5 separate regions of the Homo sapiens genome follow, and regions 1, 3, 4 and 5 are each linked to region 2. The links are chromatin contacts, found by Hi-C or POLR2A ChIA-PET in ENCODE. All regions are on one chromosome and are shown on one strand. The core of a region is the stretch at or near the end of the contact, and the rest is flanking DNA. Distances in the headings are between cores, read along the strand shown.

Region 1 (3,750 bases), core at 1,086-3,585, 670 kb after region 2:
TCGGACTCCCCAGATTCCCTGCTCTGACACCCCCTTCCCCCAGGAGGTGCTCCACAACTTTCCCCACCCCAACGCCCAGGGCACTGTATTAGCTCAATCCTCAGAGCAGCCCTGCAAGGTGGCTGCCCTTATTTCCATGTGAGATGAGTAAGAGCCACACTTACAGGCACCAAAGCTGGTAGTATTTGCTTTGCACTGCTGCCCAGCTCCTCAGTTCGTTCTTGCTGTTTTATCAGCCCCAGGCACAGACAGGGCCTTTCACAAGGAAAGTTCTCACAGGCTGATTAAACAGTACTGAGAAGGCTCAGGCAAATGGTATCCCTTCTCTGGGCATCAGAGATATGATGACATGAGTCTGTCACATTCCTGACCTTGAGCTGGGTTGCAGGATGTTGTGAAGGCCAGAGAAGAATAAGACCCAGCTGCTGCCCAAAGACAAGTGCACAGAGGTTCAGCTGCCATATTCTGAATGTTGCCTTGGGCTTGCCAAGTCAGGTCCTTCAGAGGGTGGGTAAGATGGCCCTACTAACAGCAATTAAAATGCAGGACTAGAAATAGTTAATCCTATTTTACAGTCCCCAGCAAATAACCAGTTTCAGAGCCGGGCTGATTACCAATCTCGGTTTCAGGGATAGTCAAAAGCTAGCATCAATATGAAGTTAGAACAATAGGTTCCTGTCCTAGCTCTTCTGCTGGCTCCCGGGATGACTTGGGGCCAATCACTGTTACACGTGGGCCTCAGTTTTCTCCTTTATAAAATGGGGACCAAGATCCTTGGCTTGTCCGAGTCAGCTGAAGGGCCAGAATGAGAGCGGGGAGGTGTGAGAGTGCTCTGTGAACTGGAAAGAGCCACTTCACTGTCGGGGGTGGGGATGGTAATTATTTTTGTTAATGCCCTGCTGACTCCTGCCCCTAGACCACAGGGTTAGGAGGCAGCAAGAGACCTCTTCCTTGGACTGGACTCTTACCCGGCTTTGTAAGGTCTCACGGTGAGGCCTCCAAGATCAAGCTTCTCTAAAGGTGTCCCGTTCTTCAAAGCTGCCAGTGGCTATCATGGCCCGATCCCCTTGGTTTTCCATAGAAAATGGGTGGGAGACGAAACACCTAATGGTCATACTATGTGTCCTGTGGGTGAGCAAAGGCAGAGAGTTTAGAAAGGGCCACCTGCCCCAAGACACACAAGCCCACCCAATCCATGCCTTGGAGGGGGATGGGGAACAGGGCCCAGGGACTGGTTAAGTGCACACACTGGAAAGGGGAAAAGCAGGGCGGAAAATGAACCTAGGTACACTCCCCACCCCCACCCCACCTGCTTAATATCACAAATTGGTTCTCATCCAGACTTCTGCTTTTGTAACACTCAGTACTCTATATAAGCACCCCCTAGCACAGTCATCAGACTTTGGTGAGTGGGAGAGTTGTGAGGGGGTCACGATGGGACAGAGACTCTCCGGGAATTGGCTAGGTCCCAGGTCGGGCTGTGAGGAGGTTGGAAGGGCTGGGAGCCGGCCCTGCAGAGGCCAGATTGAGCAGCTCAAAGCCCACTAGAAAAAGCCCCCAAGCCCTGGGAAAGGCGGTGCAGGAACACTGCCTGGAGCTGCCTGGTAAGGGAGAGGTCATTGTGGTCATCGCTGATGGTCCCCATCCAAGGCAGGGCTCGGCATCGTGGTGGAAAGGAGGGAGTGAAAAGGTGGAGGCTCAAACGACAGCCAACTGAACGGGAGAGGGAAAGAACAAAAGGGACTAAGAAAAAGAGAGAAGAGAAATAAAGAACCAAGGACAGAAAGGATTAGCACAGGCCGGACCCGGAGGCTCATGCCTAAAATTCTAGGACTTTGTGAGGCCGAGGCGGGCGGATTGCTTGAGCTCAGCAGTTCGAGGCCAGCCTGGCCAACATGGCGAAACCCCATCTCTACAAAACACAAAAATTAGCCAGGCGTGGTGGCGGGCGCCTGTAATCCCAGCTACTCGGCAGGCGGATCGCTTGAACCTGGGAGGTGGAGGCTGCAGTGAGCCGAGATCGCGCCACTGCACTCCAGCCTGGGAGACAGAGCGAAAGCCTGTCTCAAACAAACAAACAAAAACAAAAAATAAAACCGAGAGAAAGAAAAGAGTACAAACTTGGGTGGGAGAGAAGGTAAATGGAAGAGCGGGCAGCGCACGCAGAACAAGCGTGGGGGGCGCAAAGGGCGCAGGGCTGGGGCCAGGCTCACCGAGCCGCAGGGAGAACACGGCAGTGCGTGCGGCTGTGTCTGTCGGCTGGCGGAGGGCGCGTCGGACGAGCCGGGCGAGCGTGGACAGTCAATCCCAAGGCGCGCGCAGCTGGGCTTCGCAGTGGGGCTCCGCGCAGGCGGCGGCGCGGCTTAAGCCTCGGGGGCGGGGCCCGGGGTGGGGCCTGCGGGGCGGGGCCGGGCCTGCCAGCTCCTACTTGGGTGCGGAGACCCTGGAGCAGCCGCCTTTCCGCGGGGACCGCCCCGCCTAGGGTTCTCTCCATGACTTTCTCCACTCCCGTTTCCGTGCGTCCCATCACCGCGTTTACTCCTTCGTTCCCCGAGATGGTCACTCCCTTGCCACTCCCCGCCTCTGCCTCACACTCTCTCGGGCCGCCAACCTCTGTGAGGATGGCAAGACTGACCGCCAGAAACAAGTCTTGTCCAGTCACACACCTCTTGCCTTCCCAGCCAGGACGGTTTCTAACAGCGTCCAGCGGGGCCGTGTCTTAAGTGCACTTCCTCTTTTATGGGCCCAGCCCCCCTACGCTGGGCAAACTACCCACCCTCCTGCGAGCGAGCGCGCGGCTGGCTCCTGCAGGGCGGGACTGGGGCCTCGCGACCGGCCTCGCTGTCGATTGGTTACAGCCGCCGCGTTGTCGGGGGAAGGAACCAATCAGAACTGCAGCAACAGGTGGCCCGGCAACCGACAACAGCCGTTGGGCTCGGCTGGGGTTCGCGCCTTCTCCCCCGGTGGAGCGGCCTGGCGTTTAGGGACCAGGACACTAAAGGCCCCGGCGGGGCGGGAGCACCCAGCGTGACCTCACGCTCCTACACACAGACAAGCAAACGGGCCGGCCCCCGCACGTGACAAGGCAGAGCCGGGCCCAGGCCAGCTGCCTGTCCAGCCCTGGGATGAGAAAAGGCGTCAGGAGATGGACCGGGCCTGGTTCGCCTTTAATTGGCTGACCCGTCCTGTGGGGGTAACTGACGCGTGAACAGCCAACAATTGGGCCCTCTGGCCGGGACAAACACGTGCGTTTGGGGAGTAGAAGAAGGCTGGTATTAACCTCCATTTTACAATGAGGAAACGGAGTCCCAAAGACGTTCAGTCATCTTCCTGATATTCACACACTTACACCCTGGTCAGGCCGGCGCCATATGTGTTTTCACCAGCAGAAGGGACTGCCAGGGAACAGCTGAGGGGACCAGAGCTGGGATGGGCCTGGATAATTATAGCGGAAAGAAAAACACGCCGAGCGCATGGTCCTGGCAGAAGCAGCGTGGAAACAGAAGTCAAGGCAGATTATTTCTGCCATGAGGAGATCTTGCCATGTAGGAAAAAAGAAAGAAAGAGAGGAAAGAAAGACAGAGAGAGAGAGAGGAAAGACAGAAAGACAAGAAAGAAAGAGAAAGAAAGAAAAGAAAAAAAAAAAGAAAAGATAAAGTTTTTTTGTGGCACTGTGAGTCTCCCTCCGCCAGGTTCTCTAGCTTTTGCGCTGAGCTCTGTCTGGCTGTGCATTCCGGAGAGGCTCGGCAA
Region 2 (3,673 bases), core at 12-2,511:
TTTCATTCGTTCGTTCATTCGTTAGTTGGGCCGGGAGGATGAATGGGATCTAGAGGCAGGTGGGAATGCGGAAGGGGATGATGCCCCAATACCGAGAACAATGTGAGACTCAGACGGAGGCAGGGGCGGGAGGGGAGCTCAAGCGAGGGATCAGCGTGAAGCCAGAGAAACAACCGACACTTTTCCTGCCAAGAAGGTGAAGCAGCTGCGGGTAAGAGTATAGGTTTGGCAGTGGGAAGTCGAGGGCGTTCCCGTCGAAGCTCCTTTTGTGTATAAGGCCTAAGAAGGGGCAGTGCGCTTTGCGAAGGTCTGAAAAAGACTAAGGGGATTAGGTAACGACTGAAAGGAAGTTTTCACAACTCTCCGTTTTTGGGGGATGGGTGCTGCTTTATCCGTCCAGGACTCCGTGCGTTGGGAAAATCACGCCGCGAGGGGGCGCAAGAGCCGCGTACTCCAGAGCAAGAAGAAAAGGCTCGGGGATCCAGGCGGAGAGTCCAGGAGAAGAGCCGCCAGACTGCAGGGGCAGGTGGAAGGCGTGGCAGCTGGAAAAGTAGGGGTGGGGGCGCGGTCGTGAAGGGTGGGACTTCTGGAGCAACGCTGGGCGGGTTGGGGGCCGGTCGGAGCCGGACAGGCGGCTGGGAGGTGGGATGGGCGGGGCGCTTGGGAGCGAGATGGGGGGACAAGGGCGTGGCTACAGCTAAATTCGCCGCAGAGGGCGGGCGGGGAGGGGGAGGGAAGGGGAGGAGGCGTGGCCTGGGCGGGGAGTAGGGCGCGACGGACCCTTCAGTTAGCCCGCGGCTCCCCGGGCTCTCCCTGGCGCCGAGTCCCACCCCTTTCCCGGCCCAGAGAGTGTGCGTCTGCGTGCACCTGAGTGTCAGTGTGTACGAGAGTTTGTGAGTCCGAGGTTGCCATGTTGGAGCCCCTGGGCAGGAGGTGTTTCCGCGCGGAGGCTGGTGGCCCGCGGTGGACGCGGCGCCCTGGCTGCGAGTCTGCGGAGCTGAGCACGCTCAGCGGTTGTGTGTGTCTCAGCGACTCCCTGGGGGCAGCTCGGCCTGCTGGGCTCCCGAGGGACCTCTCTGGAGGGCCAGAGGGTCGCCTCAGTCTGCAAGTCCTCCAGCAGGCTTTTTCTTCTTCGGCTCCTCCCTGATTCCCTCCCACCACGCGGTTCCCAGGCTCGCGCACGCCCGGAGCCCACCCCCTCTTTTGGGCGCGAGGCCCCGCCCCCCGCCCCCTTGCCTCTGCCGCAAAGTTTATTTGCAACAAAAGGGTGCCAGGAGCGAGCAGCCAAGGGCGTTGGGCAGGCGGACGCAGAGTCGAGGAACCAAGCGCTGGGATCCCGCCCAGGCGGTGCCGCGGTGCCCCTGGTCGCTCCAGCCGCGGCGGGGGCTGGGCCTGGGGGTCGGCGCTGAGGCGGGAGGGGCCGCCCGGGATGGAGACGTTGCGGCCGGTGGCCACAGAAACTTGAGCCGCGGCAGAGAAACCTCTGCTCCGGTCTCTGCGTCCTCTTCCCACACTCCCGTGCGCTGCTTTCGGCGTGGGCCGCTGCGCTCCTAGGGAGTGGGGGCGCAGGGGGGGTTGGCCGCGGCTGCCCGAGGCCAGCCCCCCCGGAGTGAGTTACGCCACTATGGCGGACGGGGCACCCCGGCCCCAGCTTTACCGCAGCGTCTCGTTCAAGCTGCTGGAGCGCTGGAGCGGCGGCCCCGGGCTGAGGGAGGAGGACACGGACACCCCCGGCTTGAGGCGACGCGCCTCGTGCCGGCCGACCACGGCTGCCCGGGGCCAGCCCTCTCGGCGCGTGTCCAAGCTGGCGTCTGGGCCCCTGGCCGCCCCCGCGCAGCCGCGCCCGCTCCGCAGCCTCTCGCCGTCGGTTCGCCAGCTCTCCCGGCGCTTCGACGCGCCGCGTCTGGACGACGGCTCCGCTGGGACCCGAGACGGAGGCGTCTTACCCGCGGCCGCGGAAGAAGCGGCCGAGGGCCCAGCGCGAGGAGCCTGGCCCAGCGTCACCGAGATGCGCAAGCTCTTCGGCGGTCCTGGCTCCAGGAGGCCCAGCGCCGACTCTGAATCCCCAGGAACGCCCAGCCCCGACGGTGCCGCGTGGGAGCCTCCGGCTCGGGAGTCGCGGCAGCCACCGACGCCACCCCCTCGGACATGCTTCCCCCTGGCGGGTCTGCGTTCGGCGCGGCCCCTGACCGGGCCGGAGACCGAAGGGAGGCTGCGCCGGCCGCAGCAGCAACAGGAGCGGGCGCAGCGTCCAGCGGATGGTTTACATTCTTGGCATATCTTCTCCCAACCGCAGGCCGGGGCCCGGGCCTCCTGCTCCTCCTCCTCCATCGCCGCCTCCTATCCTGTCAGCCGCAGTCGTGCTGCCAGCTCCAGCGAGGAGGAAGAGGAGGGCCCGCCGCAGCTGCCTGGAGCCCAGAGTCCGGCCTACCACGGCGGCCACTCCTCGGGCAGTGACGACGACCGAGACGGTGAGGGCGGCCACCGCTGGGGAGGGAGGCCCGGGCTCAGGCCTGGAAGCTCCCTATTGGATCAGGACTGCAGGCCTGACAGTGATGGGTTAAATCTAAGCAGCATGAACTCAGCAGGGGTTTCTGGGAGCCCTGAGCCCCCAACATCTCCAAGAGCCCCTAGAGAAGAAGGACTCCGGGAGTGGGGTAGTGGCTCTCCGCCCTGCGTCCCAGGTCCCCAGGAGGGACTTCGGCCTATGTCTGACTCTGTGGGAGGAGCTTTCCGTGTGGCCAAGGTGAGCTTTCCCTCGTACCTGGCCAGCCCCGCAGGCTCCCGCGGTAGCAGCCGTTATTCCAGCACGGAGACCCTCAAGGACGACGACCTATGGTCTAGTAGGGGTTCTGGGGGCTGGGGCGTGTACCGCTCCCCTAGCTTTGGAGCTGGGGAAGGGCTCCTGCGGTCCCAGGCTCGAACCCGTGCCAAAGGACCTGGAGGCACCTCTAGGGCATTGAGGGATGGAGGATTTGAGCCTGAAAAGAGTCGACAGCGGAAGTCCCTGTCAAATCCAGATATCGCCTCAGAGACCCTGACGCTTCTCAGTTTCCTGCGCTCAGACCTTTCAGAGCTGAGGGTCCGAAAACCTGGTGGGAGCTCCGGGGACCGTGGAAGCAACCCCCTAGATGGCAGAGACTCACCATCCGCAGGTGGCCCTGTGGGGCAACTTGAACCCATACCCATCCCAGCCCCAGCATCACCTGGCACGCGCCCCACACTCAAGGACTTGACAGCCACTCTGCGGAGAGCAAAGTCATTCACCTGCTCTGAGAAGCCCATGGCCCGCCGCCTGCCCCGCACCAGTGCTCTGAAGTCCAGCTCCTCCGAGCTCCTGCTCACAGGCCCTGGTGCCGAGGAGGATCCGCTGCCCCTCATCGTCCAGGACCAATATGTGCAGGAGGCCCGCCAGGTTTTTGAGAAGATCCAGCGCATGGGTGCCCAACAAGATGATGGAAGCGATGCCCCCCCTGGAAGCCCTGACTGGGCAGGGGATGTGACCCGAGGGCAGCGGTCCCAGGAGGAGCTCTCAGGCCCTGAGTCCAGTCTGACAGATGAAGGCATTGGGGCAGACCCTGAGCCTCCTGTTGCAGCATTTTGCGGCCTGGGTACCACAGGGATGTGGCGACCTCTTTCCTCATCCTCGGCCCAGACGAACCACCATGGCCCT
Region 3 (3,523 bases), core at 775-3,274, 570 kb before region 2:
GAGTGCAGTGGCATGATCATGGCTCACTGCAGCCTCAACCTCCTGGGCTCAAGTGATCCTCCCACCTCCCCCTCCCCAGTAGCGGGGACCACAGGATCTCATGACCAAACCCAGCTAATTACTGAGCTTTTTGGTACCCCCTCAAATTCTGCAACAGAGGCAAGTGCCTCACTTGCTCTACCCTAATCCAAGCCCTAGTTTGGAGGTTTAAGCCCCTCAGCTGCTATGACACATCACTGAGTCCTCATCCTCAGGAAGGCAGGGACCTGGCAGAAGGGAGTGTCATCCTGTTGCGACAGCACAGCCAAGAGCTGAGGGGTTTCCCTCCTCTCCACCCTAATGGCCCAATCAGACTTCAGCACCCCCACACCCCCATCCTGCCTCTCCTTCTCTCTCATGTCCCTCCAGCGTCTCTCCACTGTGCCAACTACAGTCCCACCCCCACTCAAAGCCTTTCCATGGTTCCCAGTGCCTTCGAGCACTCCTTGGTCTGTCATTCAACTTCATCCAGCTCTGACGTTTACAGACGAAGAAACAAACACCCACAGGGAGGAAGTGACTTGCTCAAGTTGTCAGTGACATACCCCAACCCCCAGCCAGGCTGGGCTGGCCCTGTCCATGACTTCCTCCATGTCACTTCTCACAGTAGGCACTGGCCTGGCAAACAGGGAGCCCCCAAAGTTGTCTGCTGACAATGAGTGAGTAAACCACATCCTCCCATCTTCAGGTGGCTCCAGGCCAGCTCCTCCAAAAAGTCTGCCCTGACTGCCCCCTCAAGCTCCTAGTCCTCTGAGGCTGAGCCCCATATCTCGGCACTGCTTCTGCTCTCTCTTTGGTTGCTTGTTTTGTGGGGGTCCACCTCCACCCAATCCCCCATGTATCCTGGAGTATCCTGAGAGTCCATACCCCTTCTTATCTCCTCTGCTGTCCACAGTGGTGCCCAGGACCTGGCTGGGCTCACAGGTGCACTCAGTCCCAGTCCAGAGGTAAGGGTCGCCTGGAATCTCTAATCCTTGTCAGCCAGTCCTTCTTCACGTCTGGCTTGAGTACTTCTTGCTGGAACCAAAACTTTTGCCCTTCTGTCCTCTACCTACCATTTCAACCCCAAGGTCAGAGTTCAAATCTCATCACCCCTTCTCTGTCCCAGCCCAGCAACTCCATGGTAATATCTCTACCCACTACTGACTAGTGACCTGTTTCACCGGCCCAGCAAGAAGATGACCCAGAGCCTTAGCCAAAGACAGGCACCCTCCAGCTTCCTTCTTTCCCTAAATGCACACCATTTGGCAACCATGTGCCCAGCCCCTGCTAGATTTTCTCCTTCATCTCATTTGTTCTTTTTTTTTTTTTTGAAACAGGGTCACTCTGTCACCCAGGCTGGAGTGCAGTGGTGTGATCTCAGCTCACTGCAACCTCAGCCTCCTGGGCTCAAGTGATCCTCCTACCTCAGCCTCTCCAGAGTAGCTGGGACTACAGGGGCATGCACCATGCCTGGCTAATATTTGTACTTTTTGTAGAGATGGGGTTTTGCCACGTTGCCCAGGCTGGTCTCGAACTCCTGAGTTCATGCGAGCTTCCCCTCTTGGCCTCCCAAAGTGCTGGGAGTACAGGCGTGAGCCACCGCACCCAGTCCCTCATTTGTTCTTATAACAACCCTAAGGCCTGTGATTCTTCTCTATGTCAATGTCATGGAAGCTGTGTGAGGTAGAAACTCACCAGGTCACCTGCTGGAGCTCACGGGGCCTTCAGAGGACGTGACTGCTTCTGTCTGGTGAAGTAAGGGAGGCTTCTAGAAGGAACCCCTGACTTGGGCCTTGAAGGATAAGTAGGAGGTGGCCAGGTGGAGGCCATTCCAGGCAAAGGGGACTGGGTGTGCAAAGCCCAGGGACAGAAAAGGACCTGGTGAATTTGGTGACAGGAGATGTCAGTGGGGTGGGAACAGAAGATGTTTAGAGAGAAAGGCTCAATGGCTGGCCCTCCGTCACCTGCATAGTCTGCTGACCGTGTGGGTGTGGCTCTCTCTTGAGGCCTCCCTGAGCCTGTTTTGCATTCTGATTTGCATGAGTCAGCCCTGGATCAGGGCAGCCTTAAAGGTCCTAACCCTTTCCACACCCAGCTCTGGAGTCCTCTTGGCCAGGCCGCCTCCCCTGATTGCATCCTCAGCTCCCCTCCGCACAGGCCTCTGCCCTGGGTTCAAGGAAAGACCTAGCCCTATGGGGAGCAAGGAGGGGAGGAAGGCAGGCTAGGGGTCCTAACTGAGGCCTCAGCTTGTCCACCACCACCTCCCTTATACAGCCTCATCCCCTACCCTGGGCCCAGCTGTCCCAGCACAGGCAGGCAGGGCAGCGACCCCAGCATCCAGACCTCAGGAAACTCCTCGGAGCTCCCCAACAGGAACCAAGAACATACACAGCCAGCTCTGGCCAGGCCTGGGTCTACAAACCACACCCCACTGGTACCACAAATGCACACCTCACACTACCTCAAGGGCCACACATCTCCCAGGGCCACACACACCTACCACCCCACCCAATGGCCACACCTCAGATCTGCCCTTTCCCACCACACACAGCTCCTACCAGCAATTCAACTGTGTGCAACAACCCCACAGCCCAATACCCCACCCTTGGCCCCCTCCCCGGCCCAGTCACCAGGTGATACCTCTGCATAGGGCCTCTTCGGTCTGCTGCCCTCCTGGGCCTTCTCCAGGCTCCGCTCACTCAGGCAAGAGTGTTAGAGGCACTTCCGCAGATATGAGGAACTAGTGGGGGCTGGGTTCCCAGCCCAGAGGGTGCAGAAGTGGCCCCCACGCCTCTGCAGAAGCCACCTCCCTCCAGCCCTGCCAGGAAAGGCAGCAGGTACAGCCTTCGAGTGGGCAGCTGACCGATCTCTGGGCCAAGCAGCCTATTTTCCATCTCTCGGGGACTGGTGGCCACCACATAACAGTCTCAGGAAGGCACACTGGGGTCTCCTGTCCTACCCCAGGCCGCATCTCTGCCCTATAACTCTCCCTGGCACCAGGAGATTCCTGTCCTGGCCCATGTGTGGTGTGGCCTGTCTTCTGGGGTCTCCGGAGTGCTGGTGGCTGATGGGGAGCAGCCCCTCAGGGCAGTGAGGACTGAGTGGGACCCCAGAGCCGGGGGAATGAAGAGCTGCCTCAGCTTGCTGGTGGGGAGTTGGGGGTCTATCAGCAATGTCCCTCGGCTCCAGGCCTGGGCCCCCTCCCCACCCAGTATGCAAGGCAAGTCTGGTTCCAGTCCTGGCTCCACCATTTCTTGTCTGAAGCCTGGGGCAAGTCACATCACATTCTGAGCCTCAGTTTCCCCTCCACAAAGTAGAGCTGTCACTCCCTGCCTCCTAGAGCCTGGCACCCAGATGACCATGACACGCCACCGCATGTGTACTGGAGGCCAGCGTGCTCTTCTGCTCACTCCTCTGCCGTCAGGCAGTCACTTCCTGTCCCTAGCCCTAAGGTCTTGGCTAGTCCTGACCCTGGGTGCTAGGCTTGTAGCCAGGCTCTGGG
Region 4 (3,756 bases), core at 1,186-3,685, 570 kb after region 2:
GCACTCCAGCCTGGGCAATAAGAGCAAAACTCCATCTCAAAAAAAAAGAAAAAAGAAAAAAAATGTAAAAATTAGCTGGGCATAGTGGCACACACTTGTAGTCCCAGGTACTCAAGAGGCTGAAGAGGGAGAATCCTTTGAGCCCAGGAGTTCAAAGGCTGCAGTGAGCTATGATGGTGCCACTGTACTCCAGCTTAGGTGACATAGTGAGACCCTGTTTCAAATAAATAACCTTTCTTCTTTTATCCTACTAGCCTTATTCTATGCTGAAGAACAAAGTTTAAAAAGTGAAAGAGGCTGGGTGCAGTGGCTCACACATGTAATCCCAGCAATTTGGGAGCCCGAGGCAGATGGATCATAAGGTCAGAAGTTCAAGACCAGCCTGGCCGGGATGATGAAACCCCGTCTCTACTAAAAATACAAAAATTAGGCGGGCGTGATGGCAGGCACCTGTAATCCCAGCTACTCGGGAGGCTCAGGCAGGAGAATCGCTTTAACCCAAGGGGCGGAGGTTGTAGTGAGCCAAAGATCGTGCCACTGCACTCCAGCCTGGGTGACAGAGTGAGACTCCATCTCCAAAACAAACAAACAAACAAAGTGAAAGAGTGCCCAAATATGGGTAGGTTTTGACACATGGGAAGGATGGAAAGAGTTCACTGTGGCTGTAGCATACAGTATGCAGAAACCTGGCCTCTGGGTCTATAAGGTGAGATGGCTTTGTAAACTATACAAAAATGTGAGGTGTATTTATTTGCCCAAACTGTCTTGCCCGTCTGCATCAGAACACTCAGCAGAAAGCAGCATACAGAAGGAACTTAAGGTTTGAAGAGAAATGACTTCAGCCTTTGCAAAAATTTCACCATGATGGGCTGTAAAGCAACTAGGACTCCTTATTGCCTTAACTGTGTCTCTCATTCACTCAACAAATGATTAAGTACCTATCATGTACCAGGCACTATGCTAGTGCTGAGGATTCAAGACTGTCTAAGTCAGTTAAGTTCCTGGCTTCATGGAGTTTACAACCTAGACAAGGAAACAGGGCAGTTTACTACACAGTGTACAGATAGCAAAGACTGGGACCACAGTGGAGGGATGCCTAATCCAGACAAGGGCAGGAATAGGCAGGGAAGGCTTCCTAGAGGAAGTGATTTCCAAGCTGAAACTTGACAGATGGAACAGAAGTTAGCCAGAGATGGGAAAACTATTTTTGGTCAATGGAAGAGCAGGTGGTTGAGATAGAATCTGACACATGAGAGCAAAAAAAAAAAAAAGTTCAGTGATGGGAGAATACAGTGTGAGAATAAGACAATATTAAACTGGCGATATAAGTAAGTGATCATCACAAGGCTTTGTAGGACATAGTAGGGAGTTTAAGACTTTTTATTCTGAGGGCAATGGGGAATCACAAGAGGGAGTTAGGCACTTTACACAACTCATTTGCCTTGGAGGCGGTATAACTTAAGCAAGAGGGAGAAAATGGGCTTTGAAACAGACTTGGACCTAGCTTTGTCACTGCCTCATTTGGTGCCCTTGGACACATCATTTAATAACCTCTCTGGAAGCACAGAGATGAAGCCGGGTGCCATGGCTCACGCCTGTAATCCCAACACTGGGAGGCTGAGGCGGGAGGATGGTTTGCGCCCAGCCTGGGCAACACTGTGAGCCGTGATCACGCCACTGCATTCCAGCCTGGGTTACAGCGGGAGACCCTGTCTCAAAAAAAAAAAAAAAGAAAAAAAAAAAGGTAAGGTTTGTAAGGAGGCTGGTATGTCTAAAGAGTTCAATAAATGATAGTTTTCTCTTCCTAAATACACTGTTAACTCTTTAAATAGGGCCAGGAGCAAATAATTTAGAGAAAGAACAGTGGAATAGAAAGTGCCTTGATCCTAAACCAAGAGATCCGTGTTCAAATCCCAGCACTACGCCTTACTATGTAATCTTTTTCATTTTAGTTTTCCCATTAATAATATTTAATTCGCACAATTAGAATGAAGATTAATATAACGAATGAAAAGCGCTTGGGCTACTATAGGACTCAGTAAATGCTGCTGTACTCTCCTCTCACCACCTTTTGGCTTCAGTCTCCTCTGGAGTAAAATGACGACGACCCCTGCTCAGAGATCAGGGTAGGCTAGATGGTTGGCAGCTGGATCGTGGAGGCTGGCCTAAACAAGGAAGTCATGGAAAGGATCTTAAAGCAGAAAAATGCTGGCAGCCACGAGGCCTGAGGCGCCTCAGGCGTATCGAGGACTTTGAACTTTGAGGACGCATGCGCGCGCGCGGCCGCTGATCGCAGCCCCGTTGTGCCCGCAACGCCTCCTGAAGAACGCGGTACGCGATGCTCACCGAACAGGTGGGAGAAGAGGGCCCGAACGCACGCTCCTACGCGGCGGCTTGGGTTTCGCAGGCGGTTGGGGATCCTCTGTACATCCTTTCAGGAACCAGCCCCTCGTGGGGAGCGTGCACACGGAAGGGGCGGGGAATGTGAAAAAGTCACGTTTTCATTGGTGGCCTCTTGGTGTTGAGCCCACCTCTGTCCTCGCCGCACGCTTCTCGGGGACTCACTTCCGGGAAGGGGCGGAAGAGGTGGGCTGGTGGAGGCGGGGTCGAGATGGCGGCGCCTTTGAGGATTCAGAGCGACTGGGCGCAAGCCCTCAGGTGAATCCAGGCCCAGAACAGAGTCAGAGGAGGCGGGTAGTGGATGTTGCTTTGCGTCAAGGAGAGCCATGCCTGGTCCAGGATATCAATAGGGGTTACTTCGTCAATTGTCGAGGGATATGGAGGGAACAGGGTCCGGAAAAAGAAGTATCAAACCCGTATGGTCATTCTCTGAAAAGCTATCCCTAGGCCAAGGGAGCACATGAGCTGTGTGATCCCCGCGTCAGAACTAGTATCAGTGAGTTGGAGAAAGACAGGGATACTGGGAGGCAGGAAGGCTTTTGGCCAAGCAGTCATTTAGCAAATATTGATTAGTCGTCAGTTACTTCCAGAAGTCTCTGTACTCACCACCACTTTGTGTATGTGATGGAACCTTTGTATTCTCCTAGGCCCCTAATGCTATATTAGGCATACTGGACGATACTATTAAGGAAACTAATACTGTGTCCAGGCCCCATACTGGATGCTTGGTGGAGCTCAGATGTATACTCTAAATATAAGTGATGGTTCCTGCTCTTCAAGAAGCTGACATCCAGGCCAGGCGCAGTGGCTCATGCCTGTAATCCCAGCACTTTGGAAAACTGAGATTGGTGGATCAGTTGAGGTCAGAAGTTCGAGACCAGCCTGACCAACATGGTGAAACTCCGTCTCTACTAAAAATACAGAAATTAGTCGGGCTTGGTGGTGGGCGCCTATAATCCCAGCTACTCGGGAGGCTGAGGCAGGAGAATCGGTTGAACCCAGGAGGTGGAGGTTGCAGTGAGCCGAGATTGCACCACTGCACTCCAGCCTGGGTGACAGAGCGATACTCATCTCAAAAAAGAAGAAAAGCTGACGTCTTAATTAGGAATACACAGCAAACTATTCATTCATCTAACATTTATTGATCTTATACTATTCCAGTTATTTCTCTAGGCTTCAGGATGAATATAGCAGTGCTATATTTGGCAACTGCTACTACTAATAAGGGTTTTTCAAATTGAAACAATGGTGAAGATGAATGAAACATAGCCTTCTGCATTTAAGAAATTTACACCTTACTAAATTTATACCTTACTTAATTTAGGTGGGCTAAAATACAGACTAGTTGCTAGTACA
Region 5 (3,619 bases), core at 888-3,387, 640 kb after region 2:
CCTACCATTTGTATAAATGATACCATTTATATAAAGTTCAAAAATATGAAAAGGTAAATATGTTGCTGTGGATATTTGCAGTGTGGCACTGGAGCTGGCTTGTACTGGCTTGGGAAGAACTGGCAAATGCCACAAAACAGCACACCACTGGGTACAGGCATATGGAGTAAAGCTCTAAAGAAAAGCAAGAGAATTACAAACAGGTAGGGAGGGGCACATCGGGGCAATATTCCTTCAACAAGGAATGTTCTAATGCTGCTCTTTTTCTTCCTAAGAAGAAAAAACAAATAGAAGTTAGCTGGGTTGAGGCGAGGGTCTGTGGTGGGTGGGGTGGGAGGTTCTGAGCAGAGGTAGCAGCAGAGGTGAATGAGGAGAGGGGATGGCTGGTTTGGGCAGTGGCAGGCACTGCAGTCCATTCTGACAAGCAGTGGGTGCGTGTAGGGCAGTGGTGAGAGCTCAGGTGGAAAGGGAGGCACCAGATCACAGAGGGCCTGTGTGCCATGGTAAGCAGTTTGGAGTTCACTCGAAGTAATGAGGAGTGTGGGCTTTGCAGAACAGAGACAAGGCAGGCAGGCCCGCGAGGAAGTTGTTGTGGTCTTGCTGAAAGATGAATCCAGAGCTGGGCCCTGATTATGAGGAGGAAGAGCAGAGGAGCTGGGCTTGAGAGGTTGTCTAGGAAGCAGAATGGACTGAGCTTGGTGACCAGTTGGATTTGGGATGTGCATGGAAAACAGGGCTCTGCTGTACTCAGAGAGGTGGAGCATAACTCCCTCACTGTAAGGGTGGGCCGCACAGTGACTGCCTTCCAAAGAGTGCAATACAGCAAGTGGGGAAGGAGGGCTGGCGCGGTGGCTCACGCCTGTAATCCCAACACTTTGGGAGGCTGAGGTGGGTGGATCACTTGAGGTCAGGAGTTTGAGACCAGCCTGGCCAACATGGTGAAACCCCGTCTCTAGTAAAAATAACAAAAATTAGCCGGGCATGGTGGCACATGCCTGTAATCTCAGCTACTTGGGAGGCTGAGGCAGGAGAATCGCTGGAACCCGGGAGGCAGAGGTTGCAGTGAGCTGAAATTGTGCCACTGCACTCCAGCCTGGGCGATGGAGTGAGACTCCATCTCAAAAAACAAAAACAAACAAACAAAAAGAAAAACACCAAACAAATTCCAATTGCAGGACATTCTACAAAACACCTGACCATTATTACTTAAACTGTCAAGGTCATCAAAAACATGGAAAGTCTGAGAAACTGTCACAGTCAGGAGGCACCAGAGGAGATGCAACAGCTAAGTGTAACGTGGCATCCTGGATGGGGTCCGGAACAGAAATAAGATATTAGGTTAAAACAACTAGTAAATCTGAATAAAATGTGGATTTTAGTTAATAATAATGTATCAATATTGGTCATTATTTGTGACAAATGTACCATACTAATGTAAGATGTTAATAATAGGGGAATGTGAATGCAGTGGCTCACACCTGTAATCCCAGCACTTTGGGAGGCCAAGCCGAGCCCAAGAGTTCAAGACCAGTCTGGGCAACATGGTGAAACCCCATCTCTACAAAACATACAAAAATTAGCCAGGCATGGTAGTGCACGCCTGTGTCTCAGCTACTTGGAAGGCTGAGGTGGAAGAATCCCTTGAGCCTGGGAGGTTGAGACTGCAGTGAGGTGTGATCCTGCCACTGCCCACCAGCCTGGGTGACAGAGTGAAGACCCTGTCTCAAAAACATGATAATGATAATAATAATAATAAAATAGGAGAATGTGGATGTGAGGTATATGGGAACTCTCTGTACTGTCTTCTCAACTTTTCTAAACTCTAAAACTGTTCTAAAATAAATGTATTTTTAAAAAATTAGCCAAATGCATTTCTTCTAAAACCTTTTTATTAAAACTAATTACTGCTCTCTTTAAAAACAAAAACAAAATAAAACAGAGCCCTGTGAGTCTTCAATTTCCGAGTTGAGTGACCTTTCACAGGGTCGCAGAATCAGCCCCAGCTCTCCCCCAGTCCTTTCACTGACTCCTCTCTGTGGCAGAGCTGAAATTTGTTTAGGGAAGTGGGACTACAACTCCCAGAGTGCACCTGTGCGGTTGTCAGGAGCAACCAAGGAAGCCAACTAACAGCCTTGCTAGAGTCTGAGGACTATCCAGGGCCTGACTGCCAGCTAGCCAGCCATGGGCCAGGATTATTACTCTGTGCTCGGGATCACTCGCAATTCAGAGGATGCCCAGATCAAGCAGGCGTAAGTTGGGGTGGGAGCCAGGCCTTAGGGGTGTGCTGGGGCAGGCCCTGCCCTCTTCTCTTCCAAAACGAGCTTTCCTGCACAGCTTAGCGCAGACAAGGTAAACCTTGTTCCTCCTTTCACTTCTTGCATACCTGTATCCTGGCTTTGGTCTGGGTCAGGGCCCAGGTTGGAAATTTGAACTCTTTAGTTCCTCAATCTGCTCCCAACCCATCTCCCTTTATGCTCCATGCCCTATATCCTCTCCTGGGTGCCTTGCTTTTCCCAGCAATGAAGTGGGGACAAAGGAGCCATTTGAACTTTATCTTGAATATTATGGAGAACCAGAGGCTTGTGAACAAGGGAGTGGCCAGGCCAGATGGATGTTTTAAATTCAATTCTGGCCATGATGGAGGTTTTCAGCATTGACTAAACTACATTCCTGAATACTTCCATCGGATCTTAAGGACGTTCTGGCTCGTTCCTAAGAAAGCCTACAACAGGAGTCAGTACATTTTTCTGAAAACATGTTTTTGTTTTTTGTTTTGAGACGGAGTCTTGGTCTTGTTGCCCAGGCTGGAGTGCAATGGCGTGATCTCGGCTCACCGCAACCTCCACCTCCTGGGTTCAAGCGATTCTTCTGCCTCAGCTTCCCAAGTAGCTGGGATTACAGGCATGCACCACCATGCCCAGCTAATTTTGTATTTTTAGTAGAGATGGGGTTTCTCCTTTTTGGTCAGGCTGGTCTCAAATTCCCGACCTCTGGTGATCCACCCGCCTCAGCCTTCCCAAGTGCTGGGATTATAGGTGTGAGTCACCGCACCTGGCCAAAAACATGTTTTTTTTTTTAACAAATATTTATTGAGCGTCTACCACAAGGGTTGAGAGGGTACTTCACTCCTGCTGCAGTGGTAGCAGCTGGAGATAAATGTCGGAATCCGACATCGACACTCCCTTACCTCATGCAGCTAGATTTTGTTGCTGAATAGATGTTGAATAAGTCACCACAACTGTGATGAGTGTTACAGAAGAGGAAGTATGGGGGGCTGTGGAAGTTATCTTGGAAGGAGAGAGACCCTTTAGGAGGCTGTTCGTGGTAATCAAGGCAAAAGATGAGGCCAGAGAAAGGGGAGGGAATGGACTTGGTAATTAAGTGGATCACTGGAGGGTGAAGAAAAGAGGAGTCCAGGATAACTCAATCAATTAAGTTAGGCAGTGACAATAGGTGTATGTTTTGAGTGTGTAGGTGCTGTTCTGAGAACTTTCCATCACTGTTTAACCCTCACAACAGCCCTGAGAATTAAGTGCCATTATTATCCCACAAGTGCACTAGTAAATGGTGGAGCCAGTGTTCAGATATCAGGCCTCCCAGAGTTGCCAGTCATGGGCCT

What was found. Hi-C counts contacts between places; a loop is a spot of excess contacts on that map. ChIA-PET counts read pairs that join two places held with the same protein, here RNA polymerase II (POLR2A). Pooled maps may share reads with other maps.
Region 1: a loop to region 2 is called in a map with no recorded cell type, with 6 times the contacts of the local background. The contact joins the promoter of UCP2 here to the promoter of ARHGEF17 in region 2. A Hi-C loop is called at or near these places in 1 of 37 single-sample maps with no recorded cell type and 3 of 50 pooled maps. POLR2A ChIA-PET finds 5 or more read pairs at or near these places in 2 of 52 experiments (Caco-2 and GM10248).
Region 3: a pooled map shows a loop between it and region 2 (2.6-fold over the local background). The contact joins the enhancer-like site here to the promoter of ARHGEF17 in region 2. A Hi-C loop is called at or near these places in 2 of 168 maps with a recorded cell type or tissue (A673 and Right ventricle myocardium superior) and 8 of 50 pooled maps. POLR2A ChIA-PET finds 5 or more read pairs at or near these places in 4 of 52 experiments (BJ, PC-9, WTC11 and 1 more).
Region 4: a pooled map shows a loop between it and region 2 (4-fold over the local background). The contact joins the promoter of COA4 here to the promoter of ARHGEF17 in region 2. A Hi-C loop is called at or near these places in 1 of 37 single-sample maps with no recorded cell type and 5 of 50 pooled maps. POLR2A ChIA-PET finds 5 or more read pairs at or near these places in 3 of 52 experiments (A673, MCF 10A and activated T-cell).
Region 5: a loop to region 2 is called in a pooled map, with 3 times the contacts of the local background. The contact joins the promoter of DNAJB13 here to the promoter of ARHGEF17 in region 2. A Hi-C loop is called at or near these places in 1 of 50 pooled maps. POLR2A ChIA-PET finds 5 or more read pairs at or near these places in 2 of 52 experiments (A549 and Caco-2).

Annotation. Positions count from the first base shown.
Region 1 is chr11:73,980,508-73,984,257 of GRCh38, forward strand. UCP2 (uncoupling protein 2) reads right to left here and starts at 2,336. Exons shown (of 8, transcript NM_003355.3): 1 at 2,214-2,336; 2 at 969-1,125. RefSeq lists silencers at 2,247-2,456, 2,757-2,916 and an enhancer at 3,173-3,673.
Region 2 is chr11:73,307,015-73,310,687 of GRCh38, forward strand. It overlaps ARHGEF17 (Rho guanine nucleotide exchange factor 17), which reads left to right and starts at 1,262. Exons shown (of 21, transcript NM_014786.4): 1 at 1,262-3,673. The coding sequence starts at 1,625. ARHGEF17-AS1 (ARHGEF17 antisense RNA 1) reads right to left here and starts at 2,347. Exons shown (of 3, transcript NR_147696.1): 1 at 1,658-2,347; 2 at 868-1,550; 3 at 497-542. RefSeq lists silencers at 634-773, 1,174-1,503, 1,734-1,953 and enhancers at 1,374-2,251, 2,257-3,077.
Region 3 is chr11:72,736,292-72,739,814 of GRCh38, forward strand. All of the region lies in intron 1 of ARAP1 (ArfGAP with RhoGAP domain, ankyrin repeat and PH domain 1), which reads right to left. Among named protein-coding and RNA genes, the nearest start is that of ARAP1, 14 kb to the right of the region's middle. RefSeq lists enhancers at 399-578, 749-848. Within about 2 kb of position 2,025, at least 17 of the 41 ENCODE cell types and tissues checked have a DNase peak (open chromatin) inside an H3K27ac peak, as active enhancers do.
Region 4 is chr11:73,874,411-73,878,166 of GRCh38, forward strand. It overlaps COA4 (cytochrome c oxidase assembly factor 4 homolog), which reads right to left and starts at 2,436. Exons shown (of 2, transcript NM_016565.3): 1 at 2,347-2,436. PAAF1 (proteasomal ATPase associated factor 1) reads left to right here and starts at 2,589. Exons shown (of 12, transcript NM_025155.3): 1 at 2,589-2,658. The coding sequence starts at 2,612. RefSeq lists enhancers at 2,687-2,736, 2,757-2,826.
Region 5 is chr11:73,948,889-73,952,507 of GRCh38, forward strand. DNAJB13 (DnaJ heat shock protein family (Hsp40) member B13) reads left to right here and starts at 2,138. Exons shown (of 8, transcript NM_153614.4): 1 at 2,138-2,249. The coding sequence starts at 2,182.